Regions from separate parts of the Homo sapiens genome. Here region 1 is linked to region 2. A link is a contact called in ENCODE Hi-C or POLR2A ChIA-PET data. All regions are on one chromosome and are shown on one strand. Each heading gives the region's core, a stretch centred on a gene start or an enhancer-like site at or near the end of the contact. The rest is flanking DNA. Distances are from core to core; before and after follow the strand shown.

The links. Hi-C counts contacts between places; a loop is a spot of excess contacts on that map. ChIA-PET counts read pairs that join two places held with the same protein, here RNA polymerase II (POLR2A). Pooled maps may share reads with other maps.
Region 1: a loop to region 2 is called in a map of Right ventricle myocardium inferior, with 2.7 times the contacts of the local background. The contact joins two enhancer-like sites. A Hi-C loop is called at or near these places in 6 of 168 maps with a recorded cell type or tissue (GM12878, Right ventricle myocardium inferior, ascending aorta and 3 more), 19 of 37 single-sample maps with no recorded cell type and 13 of 50 pooled maps. POLR2A ChIA-PET finds 5 or more read pairs at or near these places in 2 of 52 experiments (GM12878 and Panc1).

Annotation. Positions count from the first base shown.
Region 1 is chr10:18,464,151-18,467,852 of GRCh38, reverse strand. The region is part of intron 3 of CACNB2 (calcium voltage-gated channel auxiliary subunit beta 2); the gene reads right to left. Among named protein-coding and RNA genes, the nearest start is that of CACNB2-AS1, 73 kb to the left of the region's middle. Within about 2 kb of position 1,876, at least 2 of the 41 ENCODE cell types and tissues checked have a DNase peak (open chromatin) inside an H3K27ac peak, as active enhancers do; they include heart right ventricle, where a contact is called at or near this core.
Region 2 is chr10:18,412,854-18,416,401 of GRCh38, reverse strand. All of the region lies in intron 3 of CACNB2 (calcium voltage-gated channel auxiliary subunit beta 2), which reads right to left. Among named protein-coding and RNA genes, the nearest start is that of CACNB2-AS1, 120 kb to the left of the region's middle. Within about 2 kb of position 2,286, at least 2 of the 41 ENCODE cell types and tissues checked have a DNase peak (open chromatin) inside an H3K27ac peak, as active enhancers do; they include heart right ventricle, where a contact is called at or near this core.

The sequences.
Region 1 (3,702 bases), core at 627-3,126, 52 kb before region 2:
TGCAATGCATTGTGAGTACTTTAGCATAGTTAAGAACAAAAAATGGAAGTTTTGCAAAGTTGGGGTTGATAGACTGTGCCTGGGGAGGGGTTTAGAAGAGGAGCAAGTTGGCAGCAAAGTTCCCAAGGGAGGACCCATTTGAGTTGGGTTGAGGGGACAAATAAATTGGGCTCCCAGGTTCCTGACTGCCACTGTCAATGGAGAATAGTAAATTATTTTCCAATTTCTCCTACTGCAGCCCACCAGATTCTCCTTCCCTAGAAATCCTGCAGCAATTAACGCGTATGTTAGTCAAATGGCATCTGACATCTACTGTTTTGCATTGCTCTGTATCTTTTACGTAGGTCTAGTCTTACTAGACTGTAAATTCACCAAACTGCAAGCTTTTTGAGGTAGGAACCACCTCCTATTGTTTTCCCAGTTGCTGGCATACACCAGACACCAATAAATATTTGTGGACCTCAAAGTTAGACTTAACACTCTCTGGGAACACAGACAGTCTTCAAGTGTGAAATTGCCAATACTGAATTTGAACACCAGTGTTGATGCCAGTTAGTAAATATTTGAATCTTGTGGCAAAAGGAGAATGCAAAGTGAATTTATTATTTCAATTGAATTACTTTAGAATAGATTATTTCAGAGTTTTCAAAAAATGACAATGTTTTTCTGTTTCATCCTATTCCATTTATTTATTTAACAAACACAGAGTCTTGCTCTGTTGCCTGGGCTGTAGTGCAGTGTTGTGATCTTGGCTCACTGCAACTTCCGCCTCCTGAGTTTAAGCAATTCTCCTGCCTCAGCCTCCCTAGCAGCTGGGATTACAGGCACCTGCCACCATGCCCGGCTAATTTTTGTATTTTTAGTAGAGACAGGATTTCACCATGTTGGCCAGGCTGCTCTCAGCTCCTGACCTCAAGTGAACCGCCCGTCTCGGCCTCCCAAAGTGCTGGGATTACAGGTGTGAGAACCACACCCAGCCTCATCCTATTCCACTGAAAACATTATTTCCACATTATTCGGACATTATTAAATTCCATAGTTTGTTTAGACATGCTTCAATCCGGGGCCCAGTTTATTAACATATTTCTAATAGTTGTGGGTCTGGAACTTGTCTCCCTACCAGGAGCTAGAATTTTTAGATGAAAGATTGTGAAGTCCCATTAAAGTGTGAATCTCTTATTCCTTCAGAAATTGCTAGTATCTACAATGGATTCTCAAATTAACAGCTACAAACGAAATCAATTTTCTTACATCTGCCAAAACACCAGGAGAGAACCTTCTATGTAGGACTTTCATATAATTCAAAAATTAACAACCATGACCAAAAAACCAAGCTGATGAGAAATACAGGTAAAATATTGACAGGCTGAGGCAGGAGCATTGCTTGTGGTCAGGAGTTTGAGACCAGCCTGGGCAACATAGTGAGACCTCGTCTCTGTAAAAAATTTAGCTGGGCATGGTGGTGTGCTGGGACCTGTAGTCCCAGCTATGCAGAAGGCTGAGGCTGGAGGGTTGCTTCAGTCCAGAAGTTTGAGGCTGCAGTGAGCTATGATCATGTCACTGCACTCTAGGCTGGGTGACAGAGCGACACTGTCTCTAAAAAATAAAAAATATATAGATTAAATAGGCAAAAGACGAACTCCAGCTTTAGTGTCTGGAAGTTATAACTCTACTTCAATGGTTGAAAGGTTTTATTTGCTACTTAGGGATTCTTGGCTTCGTGCACCGTAACTGGAATGTCAGATAAGTCATCCCCAGGGTAGGGAGGTGTGCCTGTATGTGTTTGTCAAGTGTTGTCACTCTCTTGGGAGGTTTAGATAATTTTATTAAGTGCCAAAATGTTCAGTAACAAAACCTTTATAAAGAAGTTGGGGCCGGGCGCAGTGGCCCACGCCTGTAATCCCAGCACTTTGGGAGGCTGAGGCAGGCAGATCACTTGAGGTCAGGAGTTCGAGAGCAGCCTGGGAAACATGGTGAAACCCTGTCTCTACTAAAAATACAAAAATTAGCTGGGCGAGGTGGTGGATGCTGTAATCCCAGCTACTCGGGAGGCTGAGGCAGGAGAACTACTTGAACCTGGGAGGCAGAGGTTGCAGTGATCTGCAATCATGCCACTGCACTCTAGCATGGTTGACAAAGGGAGAGGCCATCTTGAAAAAAAAAAAAAAAAGAAGAAGTTGGATGACGTACTTATCTTTGGGATCAACAAGACTAAAAGGGAATGTGGAACACTGTGCTTCCTTTTGCATGCATCCTGGGAGGAAGTAACCAGGACCACATGAAGGTAGGGTAATGCTATGGAGAGAAGAGGAACACACGCTTGGGACTAGAAGGTGGAACGAGGGTGCTCCAAAAACTCAACCTGCGGCAAGAAGCAGGATTACACTCTCATCTTCTCATCTGTACATTTTTTCCCAGGTGATTTTATTTGCCTCCATGGCTTCAAGTACATCCTATCATGGATGATTCCTATATGTACATATTTAGCCCTGAAGTCTTGTTTCTAGTTTATTTATTTTTACTGAGACAGAGTCTTGCTTTGTCGCCCAGGCTGGAACACAGTGGCATGATCTTGGCTCACTGCAAACTCCCACTCCCAGGTTCAAGCAATTCTCCTGCCTCAGCCTTCTGAGTAGCTAGGACTACAGGTGTGCATCACCAAGCCCAGCTAATTTTTATATTTTTAGTACAGATGGGGTTTCACTATGTTGGCCAGGCTGGTCTTGAACTCCTGACCTCAGGTAATCTGCCTGCCTCGGCCTCCCAAAGTGCTGGGATTACAGGCGTGAGCCACCATGCCCGGCTGTTTCTAGTTTTCTATATCCAACCACCTCCAAGAATATCCATCTGATCCTCCCACAGCTCAACAAGTCCCAAGACGAAGTCACCTGTTCAAAGCCTGGCCTTCCCATCTGCCCCATTCTGTTGAATATCCCTTTAACCTGGACTCCTTCCTCTTGGTTCTTTCCCACTTTGCATTGGTTCACTAGAATCTGCATGTTCTAACCACTAAATACATAGTTTTAAAATGCCTCCCCTCCTCTCCCATTCCTACCGCCCCTGCGTAAATGCAGATGCTGTCAATTTTCTCCAGTTTAACTTTTTGAACACGTTGGAAAGGAATAAGAGCAGAAGCAGAGTCCAGATGAGAGTGGATGGTGGCTTGGAGATGTGTGGTAGTGGTGAAGCTGGGTGTATTTTAGAGTTATTATAGAAACAACAGGGCTTATTGATGGCTAGGGCCATTATTGAAAAGGGGGAGCCTGAGAGAAGAACATGTTGGGTGGTAGAGGTGGGCAATCAGGTGCTCCGATTTGGGTAAGTTTGAGGTCCGTGTGAATATACAAGTGGGGAAGCTTGGAAATAAAAATTGAATCTAAGAGTGAGAAGTAAAGAGAAAAGAGCCAAATTCTTTTTTTTTTTTTTTTTTTTTTAATTTTTGAGACAGGGTCTCACTCTGTTGCCCGGGCTGGAAGGCTGTGGTGTGATCACTGCTCACTGCAGCCTCGACCTCCTTAGGCTCAGGTGATCCTCCCATGTCAGCCTCCCAAGTAGCAAGCATGGACCACCACACCTGGCTAATGAAAAGAGCCAGGTTCTAAGTGCTAAAGAACCCTAACTTTGAGAAGTTATGCAGAGGGATAGGAGTCTGTCTGTCCCTACCACTCCCTCCCCAAAAGAAAAAAAAAAAGAACTGGCAAG
Region 2 (3,548 bases), core at 1,037-3,536:
TTATTCACAGTAGCCAAGAGGTGGAAGCAGCCCAAATACCCATTGACAGATAAATGGATAAAGAAATGTGGTCTATACATGTAATGGAATATTACTCAGCCTTGAAAAAGAAGGAAATTCTGTCACATGGGACAACATAGATGAATCTTGAGGATATCATGCTGAGATAAGCCAGTCACAAAGGGACAAATATTGAACACATGGAGATAAAGAGTGGAAAAATAACAGACTGAAAAGGGTGAGTGGGGGGTGCAGGGAGGAGGAAGAGAGGTGGGTTAAAGGGTACAAACATACAGTAAGATGGAAGGAATCAATTCAGTGTTTGACAGCAGAGTAGGATGACTATACTCAACAAAACTGCTGTACTTGGGTGACGGACACTCTGAGTCCCCTGACTTGATCATTATGCATTATATACCTGTAAAAAATGTCTTAGCTACCCCATAAATTTGAGCAAATAAAAAAAAAATTGTAGCATGGTAGTTGTCTGGGGCTGAGGCAGGGCAGGGTGATAAGGAATTGTTCAGATGATATAGAGTTTCAGATTTGCAAGATGAAAAGATTCTAGGCATCTGTGGCACAACAGTGTGAAATACTTCATACAATTGTACACTTACGAATGGTTATGAGGATGAAAAAATGCTTGGGCCATTAAGTAAATTGCGAATTGAGATTTAAAATGAAAATAATCTAAAATGGCAGGCGTTGTTGGACCCCATAGTTAGCAATCATCTTGCTAACCTTAGAGAGAATCACATTGCTGGTTAACGTAGGCTCTGCCTCCAGAGGGTCAGTCACTAACAGTGGGGGCTTATATAATTTAAAGTGCCCTTCTCTGGTCATCAGCACTGCCTTCTCCAGCAGTGTTGGGGTCCACCCATTTGCCATTTGGCTCATAATGCTTTTTTTTTCTTTTCTTTGTTTTTTTTTTTTTAAGAGACAAGGTCTTTCTGTGTCATGCAGGCTGGAGTATATTGGTGCAGTTATAGCTTATTGTGGCTTCTAACTCCTAGGCTCAAGCAATCCTCCTGCCTCAGCCTTCTGAGTAGCTGGAACTGCAGGCATGTACCACCATACCTAACTATTTTTGCTTATTTTTTGTAGAGATGAGATCTCACTGTGTTGCCCAAGCTGATCTCAAACTCCTGGCCTAAAGCTTTTCTCCCACCTCAGCCTCTCGAAGTGCTGAGATTACAGGCATGAGCCACCATGCCAAGCCTACAGTGCTTTAAGTCTGATAGCTACCACATTACTCAGTGATACACATTTTTAGCATGACCATTAGACCATGAGCTTCTTGAGGAAGAAACCACCACATCTAACACATCTTCAATTTCCCTTCCTTAAATTCCAACTCGATAGCATGATACCACTCATCAAATGTTTGCTAATTAAATACATTCTACTTTTTTCCACAGTTTTCAACATCTTTTATGTAGCCATTGATGGGGCAAAAACTTGTAAGAACAGAGAGGGTTGACTGTTTTAAGCTCTGCGTAAAAGTCTTCATGTCGTTCCCTGTTAACATCTGGTGGAGAAAAAGGGAGGGAAGAACTGCATATTTATTGCTGTGTTTACAATGATACAACAAAGACATTCAGTTATAGTGCTCTAAGATAAAAAAAAAAAGCTTGAACTGCAATTTATAATAATCCTTCCTTAATCTATTTATGGTTTTAAAATAGCCAGAAGTCTATGAGAGCAGCCTGGCCAACCTGGTGAAACCCCATTTTTGCTAAAAATACAAAAATTAGCAGGCTGTGGTGGTGCACACCTGTAATCCTAGCAACTTGGGAGGCTGAGGCAGGAGAATTGCTTGAACTCGGGAGTCAGAGGTTGCAGTGAGCCGAGATTGTGCCACTGCGCTCCAGCCTGGGTGACAGAGATTCTGTCTCCAAAAAAAAAAAAAAAAAAAAAAGGTAGTAGTAACAAGGATTCTGGAACCATCAGGTTCCTTTTAAAACATGTGACTGTTACCCATAAGAAAGTTAAAACTAGCTTAACAGGTCGATTGCCAAGATAAATATAACCATAAATAAACAGAGAGCAATGTGTAATTTTGTTCCCAAGTACTTGGTGTTACTCAGAAAAGAGCCTGTGAGAGGAGCAAGAGAGAGTTCAATTGCTCTTGATAACTCAGGCAGAGATCTGCACCCATGTGACTAAGAGGCAGAAAGCACATCTCAAAGTTAGAGTACAGGAGACAAGGCCCATGCCTTCGTCACTGGGATGGGTGGGGATGCAACCTGACCTGCCATGGCAACTGCTGTGAGATCAAGCAAGTGTGTCAATGCCAGTCATATCCCAGGCAGCTCTGCAGTCCCTGGACATCTCAAATCTACCTTACAGCAGTCACCAACAAGTGACAAACAACTAAGCTGATAGTGACCATGTAAAATAGTGTAAGACCGCACATAACTACAGAGGAGGCAAAGACACTTGTTTCATTACTTTCCATTCAGATTCCTCACAACACCCTGAACTGCTCCACGGCAGGTGCTGTGTGCCCCAGTTGCCTGTGCCCATCACAAGGGCTAGAGTAGGGAAAGACAGGTCCAGGAACCTTGTGCTTTATACGTAACAGCTTATTCAATTATCACTGGAATCCTGTCAAACAGAGGTTAGTGTCCTTTTACAAATGGCAAAACTTAGCTTCACCTGTAATTTATCAAAAAGTCAGGCAGCCATTCCATGGCAGAGATGGAATCCAAATCCAGGTTTCTGAGCAGTTGCATAGAGAATGCATGACCCCTGCCCCTGCAATATTTCCCTTCTGATAATTCCCAGGAAAAGATTTGTTGACCCTTCGACGAAGGTTTCAGATTTGGAAGGATGGAGGTAATGAGAATGGAAATGGAAAATGCAGAGAAGAAAGGGTTTAAAGGAAAAGACTGGGAGCTCAATTTTAAGTGGGTGGCAGAACCGACAGAGATCCAAAAAGAGGACCTGAGATCCAAGCACTAGGGAGAGAGGCGAAGACCAAAGACACTAACTATAAGTGACGGCTGAAGCCTGGAGAAGTATGAGAGAATAGAAGGGAAGATGGCAGTGGTTTAAAGCTCGCTCCTGAGGTGAAACCCTTCATTCAAAGGAAAATGCACATAAAGGTCCCAATACATAAAATATGTGTGGCTGGGCACAGTGGCTCATGCCCGTAATCCCAGCACTTTGGGAGGTTGAGGTGGGTGGATCACCTGAGGTCAGGAGTTCGAGACCAGCCTGGTCAACAGGGTGAAGCCCCATCTCTACTAAAAATACAAAAAATTACCTGGGTGTGATGGCATGTGCCTGTAATCCCAGCTACTTGGAAGGCTGAGGCAGGAGAACGACTTGAACCCGGGGGGCAGAAGTTGCAGTCAGCTAAGATCGTGCCACTGCAATCTAGCCTGGGTAATAAGAGTAAAACTCCATCTCAAAAAATAAAAAATAAAAATACAACACAATAAAATAAAACATGTGAAGGTAGCATTGTTCTGGCTGAATCCTGGGTACAACGCACAGACCACAGCCTGCTGGGCATCCCTAAGCCTCTGCAGTGACTCCAGAAG